Regions from separate parts of the Homo sapiens genome. Here regions 2, 3, 4, 5 and 6 are each linked to region 1. The links are chromatin contacts, found by Hi-C or POLR2A ChIA-PET in ENCODE. All regions are on one chromosome and are shown on one strand. Each heading gives the region's core, a stretch centred on a gene start or an enhancer-like site at or near the end of the contact. The rest is flanking DNA. Distances are from core to core; before and after follow the strand shown.

Region 1 (4,289 bases), core at 923-3,422:
TGGCTCACTGCAACCTCAGCCTCCCGGGTTCAAGCGATTCACCCACCTCAGCCTCCAGAGTAGCTGGGACTACAAGCATGCACCACCATACCTGGCTTTTTTTTTTTTTTGTATTTTTAGTAGAGACGGGGTTTCACTATGTTAGTCAGGTTGTTCTCAAACTCCTGACCTCAAGTGATCCACCTGGCTTAGCCTCCCAAAATGCTGGGATTACAGGCATGAGCCACCGCACCTGGCCCATGTTTCCATGTATATGAAGCTGAAGAACAGGCAAAATAAACCCATAGTTATAAATGGCATATTGGTCGTTATCCAGGAAAATGGGAGTTGTCCTGTCTGTGTGAAAGTTGATCATACAAATTGAGTCATTCTTATAGCCAACTAAACAATCAAGAAGTCAAGAGGGAAAGGCACTCAGGACACACAACTTTGCTCCAAGAATGGAATTCTCTATAAGTCAGTATGCTGAAACTGCCGGTTGTAACCCGAGACCAATTTGATCTATAGATGCTGAGGTAACTTGCTGCAATTGTAGGACTAATTTTGCCCTCCACCATGGCCCACTCGGTAGGACCTGCTGCCTCCCCAGAACCTTAGGAGAACCAATGAACTTTCTCGAAGAGCGACAGATATAACAATTCTCTTTTTTATAAAACCTCCAGCTTTCTCTTTGTTCTTTGGACATACTGAAGACCACCTGGTCTGTACGCCTGGAACCGCCATTCTTTCTTCCCAAATAAAACGTTAAACTTAAGAGATTCATCTCCAAATTTTTGACTTCAACAACTGGGAAGGTTAATACAGGGGGTGGATACACTTAGGCTGTACACTTAAGATTAGCGCACTTTACTGGATATCTGTTATTCCTGAATAATTTGTAAAAACTTTTTCTAAGCAAATTGTTTTTCAGTAGGAAACCAATCTAAAAAAGTAATGACTTTTTTTTTTTCAAAATCAACCACGTAACTTTGCTTAATTTCAATGACCTTAGCAGAAAATCTTTCGAAATCCAAATTCAGAAGGGAGACAAACTACAAGGTCATTTCATAATATGGAAAACTAGAAAAATTCCCTACTAGACTGACAAGTGCAAGCAGTCTTGGGATGCAGCAGCCAGACTTTTGCATCTCCTCCTCCAACTCCCCACCAAACACACCTTCTATACCTTCAATTTCATGACCGCGATTCTAAAAATATATTTAATGTCAGCATGAAGTATAAAAAAAGCGTCACCAGAACCTGCTACTTATTATTGATACTGAGGTCTTGGTAAAGGGAGCATTGATAATATATATGCCGAGATAGGATTAGTATGTGGACTCAGACTTTACAGATATCAAAATCTGAAGGACACGGGTGCACGTGTATGTCAAACTCATCAAATGGAATGCATTTAAACATGTGCCATTTTTATTGTATAGCAATTATACCTCAATAAAACTTTTAAAAAATGTAACAAACTGACAGCCTTGAAATCTCCAGAAAGTGCTATGTAAACATTCTTTAAAGCAGTATTGAAAAAAAGATAAATTCTCTGCACGGTGAGGGAGGAGAGTGGATACAAACAGCAAATTCAAAGCCACTCTTAGACCGTGAGAAGTAACTAGTTGGTCTGGGAAGTGATTTAGCAGTCCCCTAAAATACAACACGTTCTTGAAAGCCATGAATCCACACGAAGCTTCAAGAGAGAAGCCCTTGACAAAGCTGGGGCAAGACCGGCCCTTAGGACAGCCAGCAACGCTACTTCACCACCCTGCTCCAGCGGACTGCGGCTGCCGCGCTGCCCACAGGAACTCAAGTTCCGCCACAGCCAGGTCAGAGAGACAGACACCCCAGAGAGGCCGGCTTCCCCAGCTCTGCGAAGAACAAAGCAGCGCGAATGAACGAAGCCACTGAACTGCCGTGGGCCTCAGCGCGCCCGTGGGCCTGAGCGCGTCCCGGCGCCCCGCTCCCTCCTCGCCCCGCCGAGCCAACCCCGAGGTCCGAGCAGAGTCCTGCCCGCCCACCGCCGTCCATCTCCGGCGCAGGGCGGCGGACAAAGAGCTCCTCCGCTCTTTTCGCCCACAAATTACCGCTCCGTGAAGCCTGGGCAGCTCAGCAGCACGAACCGACACCTCAATCTCCGCAGCATTTACAAATGGGCCGCCACAATCGCCGCCTCTGTCGGAGCCCCGCCCCCGTCCCGAGGTCCTGTGGGAAGTGAGGATCTCACCCGCGCGTCTGCGCTAAAGCGCAGGCACCGCTGAGCCCAGTGAAACTACAACTCCCAGTGACGCCACAGCGACGGGCGTTGCCCGGCGGGGGATGGACTGCGCGCCGCCTTCCGACCAGCAGCGGGCCAGTGGTCGACGTAGGCGGGCGGCGTGGCGGGGCGGAAAACCGTTTCCGGGAGAGACCTTCCGTGGTGGACGTCGCCCCAGGCTCCCACACTTAGAAAACTAAAGGGAACGCCTAACGGAGCGATGGATCTCCGTGTTCCCAGCAAAGCAGGGAGCACGGAGAGTCAAAGCTAACATAGAGCCCAACCGACGCTTAAAGGAGGTGTTTTGGGTTTTGTTTTTTTTTTTTCTATTTGCGTACGGTCTATTTTGTCGTTTTTTTGGTTTGGTTTGGTTTTTTTCTTTGTTTTCCGCTTTGGCTGAGGTGACTTAGTAAAGGAGAAAAAGGGCAGTCCGCTACACCATTTCGTAAGACGAAAATAACCCTATGAGAATTCACTCCAAAAATAGGCATCTTTCATCTCTCCTCAAATGGCTAATCGGTGGTTTGGCAGAGTGTGTCCATTAGATTCTGAAACTAGTTTGAATACTGACAGTGCAGAATTCAAGAAATTTTTTTGTTTTGTTTCGTTTTAACTGCCACGGCCCTTTAATCTAGGAAGTTACAGCACCGTGAGTTACCACAGTACTACATACCTGGCTTCCATGTCTGATTAAACAGCAGGCCAAGTAAAATGTTTAAAGAAATCAAATGAAGTGCCATTTATAACCGTTATAACTGAAACAAACGACTGCTAAAGACAAAACTATTTCACAGAAATTTGGTCCTCCAAAATTTGTTTTGCTTTCTACTTCAAAAAGAGTCTACTTCTCTAAATCAAGATTTCGGTTTTGCTTCTTTTTTCAATTTTTCTTTTCTTTTTTTAATTTTTATTTTTTGAGATGGAGTCTCGCTCTGTTGCCCAGGCTGGAGTACAATGGCGCGATCTCCGCTCACTGCAAGCTCTGCCTGCCGGGTTCACGCCATTCTCCTGCCTCAGCCTCCCGAGTAGCTGGGATTACAGGCGCCCGCCACCACGCCTGGCTAATTTTTTTATTTTTATTTTTAGTAGAGAAGGGGTTTCACCGTGTTAGCCAGGATGGTCTTGATCTTCTGACCTCGTGATCCGCCCGCCTCGGCCTCCCAAAGTGCTGGAATTACAGGCGTGAGCCACCGCGCCCGGCCCAATTTTTCTTTTTAATTTTCACTGTGGGTGAGGAAGCTAAAGCCCGAGACTTCCGAGATCACACAGCTACTTAAGATGCCAGACAAGGACCCAAACAATCTTCCTTTTCATTTATGATAGCCCTTTGGCTTGAAAGCATGCCCAAAAGTCTCATCATTCTTCCTAAAATGTGTATCTTTAAGGATAGTCGCAATATCCTCTATTTTTGTGCCTATATTTTATTCGTATGTTTTTATTTTAATATAGTATGTAGTGCCACATTGTTTGTTGATTGAATAAATAAATGAATCTTTTACCACACTCAAGTCTTAACTGGCTGTTAAATTAAGGTTATAATGTGTAAGTTTTCACCTGTAGCCCATGTAATTCTCAAAACTGCCCACTAAGCTTCAAGGGTTCAAATCCATTACAAGGTGGAAAGGCTAGTGGGGAGGAACTTCCATCTTCTACTCTGCCAGACAATAAAATGTTCTACCTTATCAGTGGTTCCTATCCTTGTTGCATCTTCAGATGGTGCTGTAGAGAAAAATTAGACTAACGGTTGTGGCACAGGGGTTTTAATGCCAGATTACCCGTTCTGATACAATTCTTTATGCCATCATAGGAGTCAAGAGGGCACTCCTATGTCATGGTTAAGAGTCCAGGATTTATCAGGCAGACCTGGGATCAAATCCTAGCTTGATAACTTACAAACAGCTTTGTAGTCTTCAGCACTCAACTTTTCTGAAACCAGTCTTCTCATCTGCAAAACAGGGGTGGATAATAATGAGACCTTCATAGGACTGTCAAGAAGATTACATTAAAAGAAAGACTATGTATGAAAAAGTAGCAAAAAACCTCCACA
Region 2 (2,500 bases), core at 1-2,500, 2.7 Mb after region 1:
CACAGGGCGGGAGGTGGGCGGACCAGAGGGCGGCTCCACCTATCCGAGAGCTCGGGAGGCGGGCCAGAAGGGACCCGTCACTCCCGGGTTAGAGTGAGACCACTCCGCCCTCGCCGCCCGCCTCCCCCACTCGCCCCGGGCTGTCCCCGCCGCCCGCCTGATTCCCCTGCGGAAGCCCCGCTGGCTAGGTGTCTGCGCGCACCCCCGGCCGCCGCCAAGAGTGGCACAGCTGGGGAAGGAGTGAACATCCAGAGGAATCGCGGGGCGGGGTGGGGGGAGGCCAGGAGAACAGGTGGCGCAGGGAAGCAGAAACGTAGTTGCGCTGGACAGCTGGAGTCGGGCAGGGTCGGGGCCAGCGGCGAGGGGACAAGAAGGGCCGATTCGAGAGGAAGCGCACCTGAGGGAGCACAGCGAAGGCCGGGACGCAGGGAGCTGGATGGAGAGCGAGCCTGGGCGGCGAAAGGTTGCCGAGGCGGGGGCTGGGCGCCTGGGAACAAAGGTGAGGGCGGGTTCCGCAGGTGAGGAGGTTTGAGGAGCCACTGGGGAGAAAGGGAAAAGGAAGTCTACAGCCGGAGAGGACGCGCTCTGGGGGTAGAAGGAATCCTAGGACGGAAAGGATAAGGTGGGAAACAGTTTTCTCCCAAACTCTCACTCCCCCAAAAGAGACATTTCTTTCTTGCCCTATTTTGACCCAGTTGAAAATGCAACTGCAAGCTCCCCGGTGAAACAAATACCGCCTTCAACCTTCGTATTCTGTGGTGACTCATCTCGCACGTGACCCCCCTCCCTCTTCAAGGTGTGTTGACCGACTACAGTTTAAGCCTGTCGTCCCACAAAAGGCCCGGGAGGGCCGGGGTCCCAGGAAGGGCCATCCTGGGTCAACACCGCCCCAGTTGGGAAGTCGGGCCGCTTTCGGACTTGCCACTGGGAAGGGAAGTGATTTGGGGGCGGCAGGTAAGGCCGCGCCCCTTCGCCATCACCTGGGGAAAGGTACCAGAGTTGAGCCGGGGCGCCCGCAGGCCTGTCTGGGCCTCGGGGTAAGGCGGCGCTGGCCCCGCCCCCTGCCCCTCCCGCCGCGAGTGGCCTCGCGTGGTCGCCCAGGTGAGCCGCGGGGCCGCGAGCCACCGCTCACCCCGCGTCGGGGCGGGGGCTGGGGGTGGAGCCTCATGCCCCGCCCCGCGGCTGGGCCCTGCCGCGCCGCTGCGGCTCCTCCTCCCTCCTTCCGTCCTCCGCGCCTTCCGTCGGTCGGTCCTTGCTTCCTGCTTCGCCTCCGCGCCTCGCGCTATGGGACAGAGCCCCCGATCCGCCAGCACCACCTGAGGATCCAGAAACCGCCCCAGCGATGGAAGAGGATCAGGAGCTGGAGAGGTAACGGCCGAGGAGGAGGCGGGCGGAGCGGGCCGCGCCCAAGGGGAGCGGGTGGCCGAGGGGCACGCTGCCTGGCCTGGCAGCCGGGGCCTGACTCGGGGCGCAGAGAAGAAGCATGGAGAGAGAAGTGGGGAGGAGACATGAATGTGTTTCAGTTGAGAGGCTGAGAGGTACACTAGCTATCAAGGAGGGAAGACAAGTTGGGAGACCAGAGTTAAGTATCCGAACTGCCCACCCCCGTTACAACAGCAGTGTGTAAAAATCACGCCCCGGGCCTCTGCTCCTGAGGACGGTACTCGTGCCTCTGTCCCTGTAACTACGGCTCACCTTCTTTCTATGTGCAGACTGCTCCTAAAGCCACTCTGTGCGCTGAGCTCTTTTTCTCCCTGCTGCTTGACTCCTGAACCTTCCATTCTCCTAGTTTCCTTCTCTTGCAAAATGGAAGCCGTAGTTGGGCCTGCACATTGATCATCTGTATCCTCTATTTTTATACTAGAGCAATCGGGATTTCTATGCCTTTCAACCCTCTCTTCATCCTCTAGCAGGACCAGTCCTATTCTAATCCTATCCCTTGCTTGTGACTCTACCAAAAAATATTTTTGCAAACACTTAAGTTTGTGTTTTTCTAAGAAAACTCCCCTTGTGGCCAGTGTGGATGGTCAAATGGAGCAGGGAAAAACTGGAGGCAATAAATTAAATATTTATTGATAGAGTTTGTGGAGGCAGGAAAATGAGAGGCGAATAATTCTGTGTAGCTGGAGTAGATTAATAATAATGTGTTGCAATGTGATATAGTAAATGAGAAAAAGCTAGTTACAAAACAATATTCAGTATGATCTCATTTTTATAAAAAATATGTGTGTAGAAAAATATCTGGATTGAAGACCTCAATGGCTGAAGGCGAGAGGAAGACAGCCCTGGAAATGGTCCAGGCAGCTGGAACAGATAGACACTGTGTGACATTTGTATTGCACGAGGAAGACCATACCCTAGGAAATTCTCTACGTTACATGATCATGAAGAACCCGGAAGTGGAATTTTGTGGTTACACTACGACCCATCCTTCAGAGAGCAAAATTAATTTACGCATTCAGACTCGAGGTACCCTTCCAGCTGTTGAGCCATTTCAGAG
Region 3 (4,289 bases), core at 1,326-3,825, 2.5 Mb after region 1:
GTACCAAAAAAAAGACAATTATTACTGCTCCAAAGGACAGCTGTATTCCCTGTATAATTCATTATTTTGCATTCTACCGGAAGTACTGATAAAATATTTGCAGGGAAACTTCCTGGAACATGATTTAAATATGTGGTTTAGTAGATATGAGGGGTGGGTGGGTGGGCATTCTCGTCCTATAAAAAATTGCTTGCATGCATTTGAAATCATGTGGACTGAAGAGACGAAAATAACTTCTATTATTTGTTCACTCACTGCTTTTCTCATACAGCTGATATTCACAAGCTCATACTGTTATCTGTTCTTTCCTGGGAGATTGGATCAAAGTTGCATAGATTCTAGCGGACTAAATATTTGTGAAATTAATTTTGCCAATTCTCATGACTCTAAGAACTCTTTTACACCTTCCAAAGAAGTTTCATAAAGTCCTTGCTTCTGCCTGCAAACTGTCCCAGTTGCCCCATTCTGGCCTGAGCAGTGCAGCCTTAATCCCAGAGGGCCTGCGCTACCGTTACTGGGCCTTCATGCTCCCCTCCCTTGGCTCTGGTTTTGCTCTTCCATAGGGAGCACAAAGTGTACTCTCCATAATGAGGCTGAGCTGTTTACGTGCTAGAACTCCCATTTAGAACACTGGAAAAAGCCAACATTATATCTTTGGCCAACTATTTAACCTTATTTCTTTAGCTATTAAATTGAAATAATAACCATATGTTTTAAAAAGCTTTTAAACCCAGAGCTAAAGACTCTGTATTAAAAACTGGACTTACGGCCGGGCACGGTGGCTCACGCCTGTAATCCCAGCACTTTGGGGAGGCTGAGGAAGGCAGATCACTTGAGGTCAGAAGTTCAAGACCAGCCTGGCCGACATGGTGAAACCCCATCTCTACTAAAAATACAAAAAAACTAGCCGGGCCTGGTGGCGTGAGCCTGTATTCCCAGCTACTTGGGAGGCTGAGGCAGGAGAATCACTTGAACCCGGGAAGCAGAGGTTGCAATGAGCTGAGATCGTGCACCGCACTCCAGCCTAAGCATCCAGCCTAGGCAACAGGGTGAGACTCTCAAAAAAAATTTTTTTTTAACTTATTCTCCTATGTTAATCCTATGTTAGTCTTCTTCCAGAACTCTAGTGATGGGATCACTACCCATCCACAACCTCCAGTCACCTCCAAGACACCTTTGACGCCTCCACTTTCCCAGTCAACCCAACACCAAGCCTCATCGACTTCATTTCCTAAACCCCACTCGAATCCATCCAGTCCTCTCCGTATCCACTGTCACCACCGTCAGTTTAAAACATCGACCACCTCGTTTGGATTCCTGCCAGTCTCCTAACTCGGCTTGAGCCCTGGCAACCAGTTCCCACTGCACTGCGGTCACTACACCCAGGACCTTCCTCACCTTAAATAAAACTGCCCCGAGATTAAAGATCTACACCTTCGCCAGGCCAAAAGGCCCTTCCCACCTCTCCAGTTTCTTCTTTATGCCTAGGCCACACTGGCCATTCGGTTTTTGAAATACAGTACTCTCGTCCTTGGTTTAGGAAACGCCAGATCCTTAGCGCATTCTTCTGATTACCTTCCAAACTAAGCCAGTTCTCCCATCCCTCCCCCAATTTACTGAGCTTAACACTGAATGCTTCTACAGTCCAGTTGACCTTTCCTTTAAAACATTCATTACAATTACAGTTTTGTGATGATCTTAGCACTGCTGTTCTCCATCACTAGACCGTAAACTCTACGAAGCAGGAACAAAATGGACTTATTCGTTACTGTGTTGTGCCTGACAGAATGAATAGTAGTCGATTTTCAGATTCTTCTCTCCATCCTCTACTTTTCTAAGACTTAGGCCTTTCACAACACGTACTTGAAACTGAGACTTCTCAGTAAGAGAACTTCGTTTACTTGGTTCAAGTCTTAAGCCACGGAGCCCACTAAATGACAAATGAGAAAAAAAATCCCAGTCACTTCGCGACCTTCCCCCATAAGGCCTCCTCCCGCAACAGCAGGCAGCAAGAACAACGCATTTGTCCAGCATGTCCTGCGCAGGCGCCCTTCGCCTGGCTCGCTCTGCCCCACCTGTGCCAGGCAGTAAGCCGCAAGAGCACTTCCGGGAGCCCCCGACCCGGTTGTTGGTAAGTCGGCGGCGACGCCCACCTGCAGAACGGGACCGGCGGAGCGCCAGGGCTAGAGACGGGACGTAGCGACGTACTGCGTGCGTGCGTGCGCACAAACGAGGGCGCGCATGTCGGGACGGAACTAGAAAAGCTCAGTGGGGCTGGCGGCAACTCTAGGTCTAACATCCCTCGGAAGTTCGTGCAGCGGCCTCGCTGAAAATGGCTTTACAGCCCGGCAGAACCCTCCGACTCCGCAGCAGGACCTGCGGAGCCTCTCCGCCCTCGGTACCGGCGGGACGGGGTAGCCCTGACCTTCCGGGTGCCTCCTCCACAGGGGCGCCCCCTAAGGCCACGCCCTCCCGATGCCGGTCCGCGCACCGCTCCGCACGCCTCATATTTAGCATTACCTGTGCTGGGGCAAGCGATTGACATACTGTAGCGGACGCAAGTACAGCGGATCTGCGGCGAGTCCCCTTCGCTCTCCGTAGTGGGCGGGGCTTCACCCCGCGTCCTTTAAAGGAAAGGTGATGGGCGGAGCCACGTTTTTCTACTGTTGGGATTCAGTTCCGCCGACAGAAAATGCGGAGAACGCGGAGGAAGTCCCTGAGGGGAAATTGCTGCTCACCTGGCTCCCGCTGCTCCGCAGGTGCGGTGAAGGCTAATGTCGAATTTCTGCAGCAATCGGAGCAGCCCTTACTCCAGTTACATTAACACCAATCTCGGTCTCCCACTAGGGCTTTATAAATTGCTTTCATAAACGTCTTTTTAATGTAACACTGAATAAAATGTTTTATAAGCGTCTTTTATAAGGATCGTAAGTGAAAGGGCGCTGTCTCCGATTTGCAGGTGAGCAGACAGCTTCGGAGTGAGAACGGCTCCCCGCGGGTCCCCGGTGGCGCGCGGCTCCCGGAGGCAAAACAAAGCTGGGGCCGGGGCGTCGGAGCCTCCGCGTTGTAGTTGGGAGAGGTTCGAACGGGGCCCCAGCTGGCGAAAGGGAAAACGGACCCGGACCCGGACCCGTGGAGCCTGCTCGAAAGCCGGGTGCTGGGGGTCTGGGCCCCGTGTCCCCCCTCTTTTTCTTCTTCAATAAGAAATTCCTCAAGGGCAGACTGCGAGTCCACAGTCGTGAAGCCACCTAATCTGGCTTCATACCTGGAATGTTTGGATTCCTGGTACGAAGAAAAACTAACATTTATTGGCTACTTGTCCACTGGAAGGCGTTGTCTTATTTCTCATTAACTCCTTGAGTCAGCATTACGTCTTTTATTACAGATGACACAACTACTAAAGCTTTAAATAGTTCTTTGGGAGCAAAGACGAAATCTCCATTTCCTTTTTAGCTGCTGGTAGCTCGACGCTCACTGTTAAAATAGGGAGGTAATGAAACAACTCTTGTGTGAGACCGAAAGTCCAGGTGTGCATCTTGGCCATTTCCAAGTTAATCAAGAAGAATTAAGGATTCATTTTATTCTATCAAAATTATTTCTCAATGCCAAGATATTTTGTGTGACGTAGATTCGGGGACAGACTGAGTAGCACAATACCTGGGAAAAGTTAGGTGCTCAGCAATTATAATTGCCCACATTTGTGATTGCTTTTGCCTATGTGCCAGACACTGTTCTACGCACTGAACATATCTCAAGTTATTCAATCTTCAGGACAACCTTATGAGCCAATTATTATTATTACCCATTTTACAGATGAGGGAACTGAAACAAATTTGCCCAAGGTCGCACAACTAGTAGCAGAATCAAGAATAAAAAAGCCAAAAAACCCCAAACCCAGGCAAACTTTAAATGTTCCTTGCATTGCTAGACTGAAGTAGTGAGAGAAACAGTAAACAGTACGAGTCCATGAAAACATTAAAAGGATGTGAAGTATGTACAAGTAACTGAAACATTTAATGCCCAAACTAAAGACTTAAAATTTGCTAAGGTAATAGCACAGGTAGATTCACACCAAGTAATCACTGGTAACTGAAGCTACCGGCCAGCATCCATTTGCAGTCCGTCTTTGAAGGCAGCTGTGTCCAGAGCAGGTGGTTTAGGAAGCTTTCTAGACTTCCATTGTCAGATGTCTCCACGCCTAGAAGATGGTGCTTTAGTGTTCCTGGGAGGAGACATGCAGAGATGGGGTGGCAATTACAGACATGCCCACAGATGGAGAGAAGCCATTT
Region 4 (4,289 bases), core at 1-2,500, 2.5 Mb after region 1:
GAACTGGCGCAAGAGAAACCATTTTAGAATTCCGGAGTTGTGGGAGGGATGAGTGTAGAATTCTCCCATCCATGGACAGGGGCTAGAGTGGCAAATGAAGAAAGCAACAGGTGGACCCAAGGCATAGACACTCTCACAGCCCCGTTATCTTGAGACGGAGGATGACACAGGCGTTATCAACTTTCCCACTTTCAAGATGAGCAGACTGAGGCAAAGGAGTGTTTATGAACTGGAATACTCAGTTCATAAGCACTGATGTTAAGCCCTGGCTTGTTTCCAGAACTGCACTGCTGTGCAGGGACCTGTTCATCACATTCCGACAAGGGCTTAATGATTCGGAATAATGCAGGATGTGAAAAATATGGATCTGGCGAACATCCCCCAAGTCATCCTGCCAGTTATCTGTATCCAAGGACATTTTTTAGGCATGTGGTCCTCATAAACTAAGATACTCATATTCATTCAGGCCTCTCAAAAGTGCTTCTCAGGTTTTGATATGCACTGAATCACCTGGAGATTTGTTTCAAGTAGGTCATCAAGGCTCTAGGGCAGTGTTCCCAAACTTTTCCTTTTTTTTTTTTTTTTTTTCCAACCACCTGGTCAGTTTGCCGGGGTGGGGAAGGGTAGGATGGGGAGACATCTGTATTTATTCTTTTAGAGCTCGGGGTCTCACTCTGGGCTCAAGCGATTCGCCCGCGTACCTGGGACTACAGGTGCGCACTACTGTGCCAGGATAGTGGTTCCCAAACTTTTCTGCGCATTGAAATCACCTAGGAAGTTTCCAAAAATACTGATGCCTGTTTCCTACCCCCAGAAATTGTGATTTAAGTGGTCCAAGTATCCTCTAGGCTTCGGGATTTTGTAAAGCTCTCCACGTGAATCTGAGCTTAGGAACCTCTGAACTGGGGCTTGCAGCAGAAGCACGTAAAGCACGCAAAGAAACGAAACCACACAGGTCACACTAGTAATGTGGCAACAGGCTAACTTAAATTATGTAAGGCTAGTGCTTTCCAGAGTGTACTGGAGGACGGGAAACAAGCCCCATTTAAGCAGTGCCTCGGGATTTGAGTTGCCTGTGAAACGCAGCAGCCTTCTGCCGAGGACGCAGAAACCCCCGCCTCTCATCCAGGGCTGACAGGGCACGGGCCGCGAGCCGCGGCGGGGCCTCCTGGCGCATGCGCGATCTCCCGGAGCATGCGCAGCAGCGGCGCCGACGCGGGGCGGTGCCTGGTGACCGCGCGCGCTCCCGGAAGTGTGCCGGCGTCGCGCGAAGGTTCAGCAGGGAGCCGTGGGCCGGGCGCGCCGGTTCCCGGCACGTGTCTCGGCACGTGGCAGCGCGCCTGGCCCTGGGCTTGGAGGCGCCGGCGCCCTGGATCCGCCGGCCGTGGTCGCCGAGTCGGTGTCGTCCTTGACCATCGCCGACGCGTTCATTGCAGCCGGCGAGAGCTCAGCTCCGACCCCGCCGCGCCCCGCGCTTCCCAGGAGGTTCATCTGCTCCTTCCCTGACTGCAGCGCCAATTACAGCAAAGCCTGGAAGCTTGACGCGCACCTGTGCAAGCACACGGGGGAGGTGAGGGGGGCGAGGCTGCCAACCCTGGGCCTAGGGATGGCGCGTGGCCCCGGGGTAGCCACTGCAGTCGTGGCCAGGGCCGCAGGCCCCGCTGTGCAGCGCGTTCAGCTTTGACATCCAGGACTTGGGGAAGGAGCTGAGGAAGTAGACAGGAAGTTGTAGGACCTTCGTTCTGCGACCTTGATATCCATGGCAGGGGCTCGGGATTTACTAAGCAGTCATTGATCGTGAGTCTCGGCCAGCCAAGTGCCTCCCGTAATCTGCAAATAAGTGTGAGGTTTGAGGGGGCCCACCGCTACTAGACACCTGCCAAACACTGGCCCCTGGAGCTGGTACAGAAGATGGGTTACATGTACCAGGGGTCGTGAAAGCAGCATGTGCTCATTTCTTCGTAACTCCACACTGGAGAGAGCAGTGAGCAAAACAGGCAAACCCAAGGTTTCTGCTGCCATGGACCTTTGTTCCTGGGTCGAGCCGACCACAGGATAGGTGGGAATGACATGCAGTGTTGTGGTCAGGAAAGGCCTCTCTGTGTGAGCCGTGTAAGAAGGAAGGATCTAGCCATGCAGACATTTGTGCTAGGTAGAGAGAACACAAAGGGAGCCTGTGACCCTTGGGGTGGGAGGCAGGTGGGTGTGTTTGGGTGCGGAGATCACCATATGAGGTCTGAGAAGTAGGCCCATTAGGAGTTTGGATTTTATTTTGAGGGCAGGAGAATGTCAGATACCATGATATGACGTGGCAGCCCATGTCACACACAAGTGAGGAAAACGAGGGTCATGGAGGTCAAGGAATCTGCCCAGCTTCCCAGTTTTTGGCAGAGCTAGGCTTCACACTGCCTCAGCTTAAAGCCCTTAATTTCTTAAACCACTGGGCTGCAGTCCATACCTTTGCCCCTTGCACCTCCTCTAATTTATGGGCCACCTTCTCCAGGTGTCCTCCGGGGCCTCATTCCTTAACCTCTCCAGCACTGGAAGGCCGACCGCTTCTTCCTTGAGACCTTCTCTGGTTCTTTTCCTCTTCCTCGTCTGCCCTTTTCGTTGGATCCTCTTCTGCCCTCTGCATGTTCCACCCCGCCCAGCTCCCTCTTGCGGTCTTACATAGCCACCGGCATGACTCATAACATCCTTTATGCTTTGCCCCTCTGCCCTTCCTCTTGCCCGTTCTAGCCTCTAAATTCTGGGCTCTGTATTACCAGTAGATCCACGTAAGAGCTTGCCTTTCCTTTTAGACCGGTGTGCTGTATTTTGGATACTGGCGCTACCAGTTTCCTTAATACAGGTTGAAAAACTTGGAGTCATCTTTGTTGTCCCAGATCTCTCATGCAGATTAATTTGACAAATGTTTATTGAGCCTACTCCACGCCTGCCGCTGTGCAAGGTTCTGTGGCTCCGCCCCTGGTGGTATGTAGCTCACTGTGTTCCTGTTTGCTTGTTTTGCTCCTAGTACTCTCATGGAGGCCTCGGTGCCTCCCTCCTGGACGCCTTGGTAGTATGCTTTTCATAGTTTGATGCACCAAACTGGTTATTTGGTTATTTGGGGTGTGTGTTTGGCTTTTACTATAGGTTCAAAATGAGTCACCCCCTCCCAACTCCTGGGTTACAAAAGGTGGTTGCATTTAGGGTGTTGAGCTGTTTTCTTTGCTTCGCCCTGGCACCTGTGAGCTTTTTCAGGTGTGACACACTTTCCTATAGCTGTGCTTGGCATTATCCTAGCACAGACCCTGGGCTTGTCTGGGATGAGACAGGCCTCCCTCGTTCCTCTGCCCTAGGCTTGCTTTTTTACATGTTAAATCATGCGGTGGTGGGGATCCATGCAGACAAGCCATGCTAACAGCCAGGGCGTCTTTAAGAGGGGGTTGCTGTGAAAGCCTGCTGCCGGGTTGGGAGCAGGTTAAAAATGCTATGCCTGCTTATTTTAAATGCTGTTCATGGAACAAAAATCTGTGTAGTGACTTTGTGAGAAGTTGTGATGTTTATGTTGTGTAACTTTGTGCAGGAACACTGCGTCTTGCAGTGGGTGCACAGCTCTGAGTAGAAACCACCTCTTCATAGGAAGCCTGTGGCCTTAACACTAGGCAGTTTAAGCTTTTAAATAATACCAGAGTTACTAACTAGTGCAGAAGTGACATGCTTTTTCTTTTTTCCTGCTAGAGACCATTTGTTTGTGACTATGAAGGGTGTGGCAAGGCCTTCATCAGGGACTACCATCTGAGCCGCCACATTCTGACTCACACAGGAGAAAAGCCGTTTGTGTAAGTAGAGACCTGTTTTTAGGCTTTTGAAGTGGGTTGTGTTGGGCATATAGACCCAGTAAGAAGATTGATGTTAACTCACGAGATCAGGAATGTGAAGCCTGGCAGGGCTCGGTGGCTCATGCCTGTAATCCCAGCACTTTGGGAGGCGGAGATGGGCAGATCACTTGAACCCAGGAGTTTGAGACAAACCTGGGCAACATGGTGAAACCCCGTATGTACAAAAATACAAAAATTAGTCAGGGATGGTGGTTTGTGCCTGTAATCCTAGCTACCCAGGAGGCTGAGCTAACATAAAATGCTCATGGGTGGGGACAAGCTAAAGTATATCAACACAATGGGATACCCTACAGCCAGGAAAATGAATGCAGATGCTCTCTGCAAAGCCATGAGAAAATCACCAGGGCACTTTAATTGAAAAACCAAGGTGCAGAAGAGTCCTCTTTAGGCTACTTTTATGTGTGT
Region 5 (4,289 bases), core at 1,234-3,733, 2.3 Mb after region 1:
AACAGGAGCCAGGCAGGTAAATGACTGAAGCAGGCTGAGTGATGAAGGAACTCAAGAATGAATGCCCCATCTAAAGGGGAAGCCAGTGGAGTGGCCATCAAGACTATCAGCTCTATGCTGCCAGATCTCCTGATTTCTCAAGGGAAGCCAGAAATCTTTTTTTTTTGATATGTTAATTTTTAAAACACTCTATGGGCTCAAAAAAATATTTCCAAGTGCAAAAAAATATAGTGCATGGATGACTAGTTTCTGATTTGTCATCACACCAGATTACAAGATTTTCTTCAACGGTGCTCAGCTGTGGAGGTACTGTCACGGTTGCATTTATCCAAGGTTCGGTATGTGCTAAGAAAGTGATGGGGGCCAGGCGCGGTGGCTCACGCCTATAATCCCAGCACTTTGGGAGGTGGAGGCGGGTGGATCACCTGAGGTCAGGAGTTGGAGACCAGCCTGGCCAACATGGTGAAACCTCGTCGCTACTAAAAACAAAAAAATCAGCCAGGTGTGGTGGCGGGCGCCTGTAATCCCAGCTACTCCTCGTGAGCCTGAGGCAAGAGAATCGCTTGAACCCGGGAGGCAGAGGTTGTGGTGAGTCGATGTCGCGCCACTGCACTCCAGCCTGGGCAACAAGAACAAAATTCCCTCTCAAAGAAAGAAAGAAAGTAATGGGAAAGGAAAAGTGACCTGAGGAAGTGAGTGCTAACAGAGTGACTGTAATAATGAACTACAGAAAATTAAGTTAAAGACAATCTAGAAGCCAAGGGCTAATGGTTACAGTGAAAGTCTGGAGGAGTCAACGTATTGAAGGAATCAATACCAAATCCTATTCCTCCTCAAGTTCTTCAGCAAATGATGTTAAGTGCTGATGACGATGGTCACAGAATGTACACATTTAAAAAATGGTGCTGACGCAGTTCTTAGAAATTACAACTTTCAGGTGCATCAGGAGAGTGAGTCGAAGACATGCAAATTTCAAAAGCGACTGGACGATATTATTTATATTCAGTCTGATAAGGGATTTTGTTAACTTAGCTGACTTTTTAAAAATGCATCCTAAAAATACATACAATCATGAGAAAAACATGAGACAAATTCCATGATTAGGACATCCTACAAAATACATGACCAGTACTCCTCAAAACTCTCAAGGTCACCAAAAGTAAGGAAAGTTTGAGAAACTGCCACAGCCACAAGAGGCATATAAGGAGACATCATAACTAAATGTAATGTGGTATTCTGGATGGAATCCTGGAACAGAAAAAGGGTATTAGGTAAAACCGAAGGAAATCTGAATAAAATGTGAACCTTAGTTAATAACAGTGTAAAATATTGGTTCATTAATTGCAACAAATGTACCATATTAGCATGAGATGTTAATAATAGGGGAAACTGGATGCTGGGTATATGGCATTATCTCAATTTAAATAAACTACATTAAGAAAATAATATCTATTTTTAAAGGTGTAGTGAATAAAACAATGGCCACCCATATATTTAACACCCGGTTTAATAATGGTCAATACAGTTAAAGCCTCCCTTTATTGTCCCCTCCTTACCAGATATGACTGCTTTTCTCAACTTGATTTTCATTCTCTTGTATTTCTTGACTTCTTTAACTACATATGTATGCATAACTAAGCAATATATAGCATTGTTTTACAAGTTTTAGAGTTGAATGTATATGAATTGTCATACTATTTATTTTTCTACATCTTTCTCTTTTTGCCTCATCACATTTCTGAGTTCAGTCTTCTTTTATTGGCGTATAATACTACATCCTAACATCCCATAAGGTATTTATTCTGTTATTGATGGACGTTTCTAATTTTTTGCTTCTACCCACAGCGCTGTTACGTACATCCTTGTTCACTTACCAAAGTTTCTACAAGACATATAGGTAGGAGCAGAGTGCTGGGGTTTAGTAATTGAAAACTTTTACTAGATTTTGCCACATTGCTTTCCCAAAGAGGTTTTAACATTTGCGCACCTACTAGCAGGTGCGTATGTTTAGACGTGTGGAGGAGAAACTATTTAAAGACATACAAACTAGATAATATACTTGCTTCATTCTCGTTTGACCTTCGTACCCAAGCAATTATTTCTGCAAACAAACAAATAAACAACTACTAATAGCACTTCCCGCACCGCCAGCCGCAGTTTTCCCTGCGGAGACGCGGATACAAGGCAGCTTCCGGCGAAGGCGGTGACGCAAAGGATGGCGTAAGCACGCTCGGGACGACGGCGTCCTCTTGATCGCCCTTGAAGGCCCCTTTCCGGGCTGTCTGACACGATGCAAGTGTCAGCTTGTGTTGGCCGGTTGCCTTTCTTTCGCAAGAGGGGAAAATATCCTCACAGACTTTCTGTGTTCTCAGAGACGATCTTCTTCCCTAGAAAGAAGTCGCTTACGGTTGGCGTTTCCCTCAGGCAGCGCCGTGGGCAGCCCACAGGCCCTTGTAAGGCGCGCGCCGCGGCCCCGCCTCTTTCCTTTCGGCCGGAACCGCCATCTTCCAGGTAGGGCCTACGCGTGGCTCCCGGGCGCTAGGTGTTCGACAGACTTGAACCGCGACCTTGTGGCCTCAGAGGTCGTTCATTGGGACCGTGGGGAGACTCTCTAACCTGTTTGAGGTCCATTGGCATGGGCGGGTTAAACCATGTTCTGCCAGACGGGGAGCAGCGTGCGCCGGGTCGGGTCTGGGCCGTGGGCTGAGAACCGGACTGCGATGTTGCGGCCCTGCGGGGGGACATTTGCGAGAAAGACGAGACTGAGTCGCTTGGGGTGAGGCGACTCGAGTTAATCTTTAAAAGACTTCGTTTTATGTTCCCGTGGCTGCATCTCCGGTACTGTGGGTGGCCCCTCTCACATAGGCTGTGTGGGGGCCGCGTGGCCTGATGCCTTTCTAACTCCTTTCAGTGTGGCTTTTTTATTCCAAATCTTGCGATGATGTTGGGTGAGGACTTAAGGGGTAGTAGGAATGGGTTTAAAGTCAGGCGTCGGCTTTAATCTTCTGTGAAGCCTACAGGTGTGAAAACCCGGGCTCTCGGTCGGAGAGTGGGTCCCGGAGTCGTCCTGGGTGATGAACCCTCACTGCCCTTAGTTAATGCATAAGACGATTTCCGACTGTTTTTAAAATTTTGACCCCACATGGTGATCGGACGAAGGGAAAGTGTTTTGAGGTTGCAACACCAATATTTGCACCAAGAGGAGATACTGTTTTGCGAATTCTAGGGCAGCATGCTTTGAGTGAAGGGAAACATTTAGCCATAGTTCATCATTTTGTCTAGTTTGTGGACGTCAACAGAGTCGAGCAAACTGCAGGTTGCTCTTTATGGTGGATCCTAGTTGCCATGATTTTAATACTCTTACAAACTGTAAAGCATCGTTTTGAAAAGTGCCTTCAGTTTTAAGTGTATGGGGTCCATGCTTAAAATGGATTCCAAACTCAGAAAGATGGATCTAGTGGAGGATTATGGGCTCTGGAATCAGGAATGAGTTAACTGATTATGCCACTTGGTGATTCCACAAAGTGACTTGAATCTACACAGTATCACCCTTTGTGTACTAACTTAGCACAAGTTTTTGGAACTTTATACACATCTAAAGGCTTTGGGGATTGGAACAGAGTACCTGGCATTTAAAGGGTTCATCCATTGTAACAATGGTTTGACTTTGGTGAGTTAGGTGAAACATGTCTTCTTGCTATACAATTTTTATAAAAATGGTACTTTGGGAGCCATTCTTAAAGGATTGTTGGTAAACTTAGAAACCAAATTGTGTTAGAATATTGTCAACACGTCAAGCCTGACTGCTGTATTTTACCTTATGGTAGGAGTAATGGCCAGGAATGGCATTTCTGCCCTATAATGACTAAAGAGCTATCAAAACTATTGTTTTGGCCTTTTTGGGAAACAAAGGAAAGGTTAATTTCTAAATGCCTGTAGGTGAATTCTTAGATAATGATAAATTAGCTGCCGGTTACTACTGAGCACTTTACACGGGCCAAGCATTGCTGAGTTCTTTGTAGACATTACCTCAGCTACGAAAGTGTTCACCCCTATTTTACAAATGAAGATGAGAGATGAAATGTGGGTGTCCCAGCTAGTAAGTGGCAGAGCCTATGTCAAATTTAGGTCAATGATTATAAAGCCTGGGTTCCCCTCTCTTCTACCCTATATACGTTCGTAGTAAATAATCAGAAATGTGAAGTGGCTTGAGATTTCTGATAGTTAAATAGATGATGTTTGAGATACACCATCACGGAAAATTTGGTTGACAAGAAAGGTTTAATTCA
Region 6 (4,289 bases), core at 989-3,488, 2.2 Mb after region 1:
ATTTTCTGTATTTGCCAACAATACACACGCCCCACATGTAATTAATGTATCTGGATGGAAGCCCTAGAAAGAGCTTCTGATTTGACATCCTTGGGATCAGAATCCCACTTACTAAGTGTGTGACCCTGGCAAATCCCTGTGTCTCACTGTCCTAATCTGATTACAGCATACATTTATTGTTTACCTGAATACTGTTTGTGTCCATGAGCAAGAATGTAAACACCAAGAAAACAGGGGCTGCCCTGACCAATACTGCATCCCCAGTACTCAGCGTCGCCTCTAGCACTTAGTGGCTGCTAAGTGTATACTTGATATACAGTACTTGAGTGAATGAACAGTCGGTAAAGAGTATCACACCACTCCTGAAATCTAGTCTTTGACAATGAACTATGACCCATACAATGTGTGTAGCTCAGCCATGTGGCAAAATTGTCACTGTAAAAGACCTAATTATCGCATTCCTTTTGAAATTGACTAAGATAATAATTGGCGTATCTAAAAATAATTAGCCCAAACAATTCTCCAAAATCATTTTAATATAGTCCATTTAATACAAATGCTTTCCTAAAATGTAAACTGTGAGAAAGAACAATCATCCAGTTGGGAAATGGAGTCTTCAATGATTCATCCTTCAATATGATTTCTTTAATACTGTCGATTTTATGTCCACCTGATTTCAGTCATTTTTTGTACTGTTCCTCAGCGTGTAGTAGAGAATCTGCTTTTTAAGGCATCTTTCAGATCTGATTCACCACTCCTTAAAGAAAAATATATACAATGTACCACCCTTAGATGGAAAATTTCTTGGGGATCTCCTATATGAAATCAGTTGCATAAATAGGGCCAGTGAGGCATGAAACACAAGATTTCAGAAGTCTCTAATAACAACCACTAGGCCCACGTTGCAAAGAACAACTTTTTTCGGTGATGACTCATAAATTATGATCCCTACATATAAGCTCATGAGGAACTAATGAAACGAATTTGTCTCATCATGTGGAAAACTGTGGTCCTTCTGGCCACGCACAAAACACCAAGTTTTAAACGCGCCCACGTTTTGCTTAATTCGGGACTTCCAGCGGGCATTAGCACTTTTCCCTTACAGTCTATTTAAACGCCCTAGGAAAACAAATACCATCGCCTTGGCAGGCGGTCCCCGCACAGACAGACCTAGCTCCAGCCACATACAGATGTGTCTGGTGGGCTGAAGTAAACAAATGACAGGAAAGCTAATGCTGCTTTTCAAGATTAACGTGCATTCCCAGAGACAAGACTGCCACCTGGACACACGGCTGGAAACGGGAGAGCTCGTGCCTCTCAGAGGAGAAAATGGAGAGAATTTCAACAGTACTTATTTAAAGTTTCCACCTTCACACACGCCCCTTTCCCCCAGCGCGGGGTCGGGGACTCGGCCCAGCCAGCGGCGCGAGGAAATCTGCACTTGACTTCCGTCCTCTCCCAGGCGGGAATGAGCGCTGCCCGCCCCGGCCGAGACCCTTCCTTCCTGCCCGCCGACCCCCACCCCTCCCGGGGACCCCTCCCGCTCGGCGCGCGACCAGAAGGAAATGGAGCCCGCGCGGCTCCGCGCCCCCTCCCCGACGACCCCGGCCCGGGGCCGCGCTCTGGCTCGCGCGCGCCCACCCCTCACCCCGGCACAGGCCGGGCGCGCCTCGGCCCTCGTCCCCGCGTCCCGAGCGGACCCCAGCAGTTCAGCCGGGGACTCCCGGAGGCCGGTGCCCGCCCGACGCCGCGTCTGGCACGGTCGCCCACTCACCGCTACCCTCGCGCCGCCCTGGCCCACCAGGCGGCGCCCCCTCCCCAGCCGCCTGGGCCGCTCACCCCCGCGCTCCCCGCCTGCGCGCCGTCCAACCGCCCCCGCCCGGGCCGCCCGGGCCGCCCAGCCCGCCCGCCCGCCCCGGCGCTAGGCCCCGCGAGCGGCCACTGGGAGAGGCGGGTCCAGCGCCGCCCGCCCGCCCGAGAGGTCCCGGCAGCCCCGGCCGCCCGCTCGCCGCCACCTACCATGGTACAGATGGAGGCGAATTTGGAGACTGTCATTAGGATTTCCATCCGGCCAGCGCCATCTTCCACCCAATCACAGCGGCGGCGGCGGGCGGGGGAGGAGGGGAGCCGGGCCGCCCGCTCGCACCGCAGCCCGCGGGCGGACCCCGAGCCGCCGCGGACCCAACCACCGAGCCCGCTGGGCCGCCGCTGCCGTCGTCGCCGCCGGCGCTCAGGCACTCCCGGCCTCGGGCCCCAGCCCCCGCCTGCCGGCCGCCGGCCCGCCCCCGGCTCCGCCCCGGCGCAGGGCGCAGCCGCTGCCTCCGGGCCCGCGCCTGCACGCGAAGCCGCCCTCCGCCCACCCCGCCCAGCGCACAGGGGAGCGGGCTCCGCCGAGGCCCTAATGCCCGGCCTGCCAGGCAGCGGCGCGGCCAGGCGGCGCAGCCCCGCCCACCCCTCGGCAACCCCTCCGCGGCCCTTGTGCGCGAGCCGGGGAACTCCGGTCCGTCCCCACCCCGCGCGCGGCAGAGGGCAGGACCGAAGGCGGGCGCCACCTCCTGCCCGCGTCCCTGCGGTCCTAGAGCCGGGGACCCAGAGACCCCCGCGTAGGAAGGGGTGCGGCGGGGAGGCGCGGGGGTGGCGGCGGCGATCTGGGAGAACCCTGGAGGGGACCAGCTGCGACACCCACCGCGGGCGAGGGGACGGCGAGCCCCCGCTGCCTAAACAGAAAACGGAGGCGATGATCTGGGTAACTACGGGCGGAGTGGGAGGAAACCTGCTCTGCACAGTTAAGATAACCCGGGTATGCGTCCCAAGCACTTGGTTTGTTTCTTTTTACGTATATTGGATGAATCACCGGAGTCAAACACAACTTAGAAAAAGACAAAATAATTAAACAAAAATGAAGAGGCAAAGAACAAATTACACATGTTTAACTCTTTGAATTAAGAAGAAAGATAAGTAATGGGGGAAGGAGAGGAGCGAAACCTGTTGGCCTGTTGGCGATAAATTTATAATAGGCTTCTAAATATCTGCACATTGAGCTGCAAAATAGGGAGGATCTCAAGCCAGCAGTGATGATGATATTACCAGAGACAGGAAGCCCGCAAGCAAGAAAAATGCCCTGTGAGAAATCCTTAGGCAGTGCTGGCTACTGGCATGGGTAGTTCCTCTTTCTCCTTTTATAAAATTCATATTTGCACCCTGTTCTTCATGCCTGGCAGCTCAGCTTTATTTTTTCCTATTTGAGAAAGTAGTTCAAGTGAGTAGAATAACTTCATAAATTATTATGTTAGAAAGCTTGTGATATTTTCTGATTGAACTCGTGATGGGGTACTTTTCTGGGTTCCCCTAATTCAGTGGGGTTGAGGATCTGAATTCAGGCAGAGCTGTAAAATCAGAAATGCCTCACCTCAAGGGTTCAAAGCACTCAAAAACAAAAAGCATTCAAACAAAATTTAAGTGAAAAATAGACTTCTGGTACATGAATACTGTTTCCATAGTGATTCCATTATAAGCTTGCTTGGGGGGGGAATGCAGATTGAATATAGCCAAGCCCCATGGTAGCCGGACTGGATCTCCAAGCGCCTGCCTCCATGGAAGCCAAGAGCCCTGATACCCCAGCCAGGGGCTTTCCTCTCTATACTTGCAAGCATCACCCACCTGAATTCTTTCTTGCTCTTTTCTACCCCCTGTTTGGACAAGGGTTTCTACATCTTAGACCTCTAGGGCCTACCTGGGCCTTGTCCGAGTGTCACCATGCCCATCTGTGTGCCCGTCCTGATAAATAGCTGTGGTCATCCTGTCCTTCCCACTTGCTGTTCTATTCCAGCAAACAGGTCTGATGTGCCAGAATTTTAGACCTGCCTCCATCCCGCTAACCACCCATATGCCTCCTTGTCCATTAATCCGAACATGTCACAGGAACAAAAGCCACTGGCTTTACATATAAGTTTATATAAGAACAAGGCCTTTCTAAAATGAATTTCTAGGCTGAGTATGGTGGCTCACACCTGTAATTCCAGCACTTTGGGAGGCCGAGGCAGGTGGATCACTTGAGGTCAGGAGTTGGAGACCAGCCTGGCCAACGTGGTGAAATCCCGTCTCTACTAAAATACAAAAATTAGCCAGGCGTAGCAGTGTACGCCTGTAATCCCAGCTACTCAGGAGGCTGAGGCATAAGAATAGATTGGATCCTGGAGGTGGAGATTGCAGTGAACTGGGATTGTGCCATTGCACCCCAGCCTGGGTGACAGAGTGAGACTCTCTCAAAAATAAATAAATAAATAAAT

What was found. A loop is a pair of places that touch in the nucleus more often than their neighbours do. ChIA-PET counts read pairs that join two places held with the same protein, here RNA polymerase II (POLR2A). Pooled maps may share reads with other maps.
Region 2: a loop to region 1 is called in a map of naive thymus-derived CD4-positive, alpha-beta T cell, with 15 times the contacts of the local background. The contact joins the promoter of POLR1D here to the promoter of CPAP in region 1. A Hi-C loop is called at or near these places in 1 of 168 maps with a recorded cell type or tissue (naive thymus-derived CD4-positive, alpha-beta T cell), 2 of 37 single-sample maps with no recorded cell type and 11 of 50 pooled maps.
Region 3: a map of CD4-positive, alpha-beta memory T cell shows a loop between it and region 1 (8-fold over the local background). The contact joins the promoter of MTIF3 here to the promoter of CPAP in region 1. A Hi-C loop is called at or near these places in 1 of 168 maps with a recorded cell type or tissue (CD4-positive, alpha-beta memory T cell), 1 of 37 single-sample maps with no recorded cell type and 10 of 50 pooled maps.
Region 4: a loop to region 1 is called in a map of B cell, with 11 times the contacts of the local background. The contact joins the promoter of GTF3A here to the promoter of CPAP in region 1. A Hi-C loop is called at or near these places in 1 of 168 maps with a recorded cell type or tissue (B cell), 1 of 37 single-sample maps with no recorded cell type and 9 of 50 pooled maps.
Region 5: a loop to region 1 is called in a map of CD4-positive, alpha-beta T cell, with 7 times the contacts of the local background. The contact joins the promoter of RPL21 here to the promoter of CPAP in region 1. A Hi-C loop is called at or near these places in 2 of 168 maps with a recorded cell type or tissue (CD4-positive, alpha-beta T cell and CD4-positive, alpha-beta memory T cell), 2 of 37 single-sample maps with no recorded cell type and 10 of 50 pooled maps.
Region 6: a loop to region 1 is called in a map of B cell, with 10 times the contacts of the local background. The contact joins the promoter of USP12 here to the promoter of CPAP in region 1. A Hi-C loop is called at or near these places in 2 of 168 maps with a recorded cell type or tissue (B cell and CD4-positive, alpha-beta memory T cell) and 9 of 50 pooled maps. POLR2A ChIA-PET finds 5 or more read pairs at or near these places in 1 of 52 experiments (GM12878).

What each region holds. Positions count from the first base shown.
Region 1 is chr13:24,920,689-24,924,977 of GRCh38, forward strand. It overlaps CPAP (centrosome assembly and centriole elongation protein), which reads right to left and starts at 2,173. Exons shown (of 17, transcript NM_018451.5): 1 at 2,073-2,173. RefSeq lists enhancers at 1,317-2,218, 2,219-3,120.
Region 2 is chr13:27,620,642-27,623,141 of GRCh38, forward strand. It overlaps POLR1D (RNA polymerase I and III subunit D), which reads left to right and starts at 1,251. Exons shown (of 2, transcript NM_015972.4): 1 at 1,251-1,368; 2 at 2,234-2,500. The coding sequence starts at 1,343. It also overlaps a transcript of LNX2 not described here. RefSeq lists silencers at 1-327, 948-1,507 and an enhancer at 1-644.
Region 3 is chr13:27,447,989-27,452,277 of GRCh38, forward strand. MTIF3 (mitochondrial translational initiation factor 3) reads right to left here and starts at 2,576. Exons shown (of 5, transcript NM_152912.5): 1 at 2,521-2,576. RefSeq lists enhancers at 1,813-2,727, 2,571-2,930, 2,951-3,010.
Region 4 is chr13:27,423,369-27,427,657 of GRCh38, forward strand. It overlaps GTF3A (general transcription factor IIIA), which reads left to right and starts at 1,251. Exons shown (of 9, transcript NM_002097.3): 1 at 1,251-1,570; 2 at 3,724-3,824. The coding sequence starts at 1,370. RefSeq lists silencers at 1,076-1,345, 1,356-1,415, 1,516-1,595 and enhancers at 1,686-1,755, 2,706-2,925.
Region 5 is chr13:27,249,075-27,253,363 of GRCh38, forward strand. It overlaps RPL21 (ribosomal protein L21), which reads left to right and starts at 2,484. Exons shown (of 6, transcript NM_000982.4): 1 at 2,484-2,511. RefSeq lists enhancers at 1,788-2,987, 1,806-2,391, 2,199-2,738, 2,392-2,977.
Region 6 is chr13:27,169,573-27,173,861 of GRCh38, forward strand. USP12 (ubiquitin specific peptidase 12) reads right to left here and starts at 2,239. Exons shown (of 9, transcript NM_182488.4): 1 at 2,020-2,239. The coding sequence starts at 2,067. USP12-DT (USP12 divergent transcript) reads left to right here and starts at 2,687. Exons shown (of 2, transcript NR_046548.1): 1 at 2,687-2,800. RefSeq lists enhancers at 1,216-1,325, 2,826-3,015 and silencers at 1,566-1,615, 1,646-1,715, 1,786-1,875, 1,936-1,985, 2,126-2,765.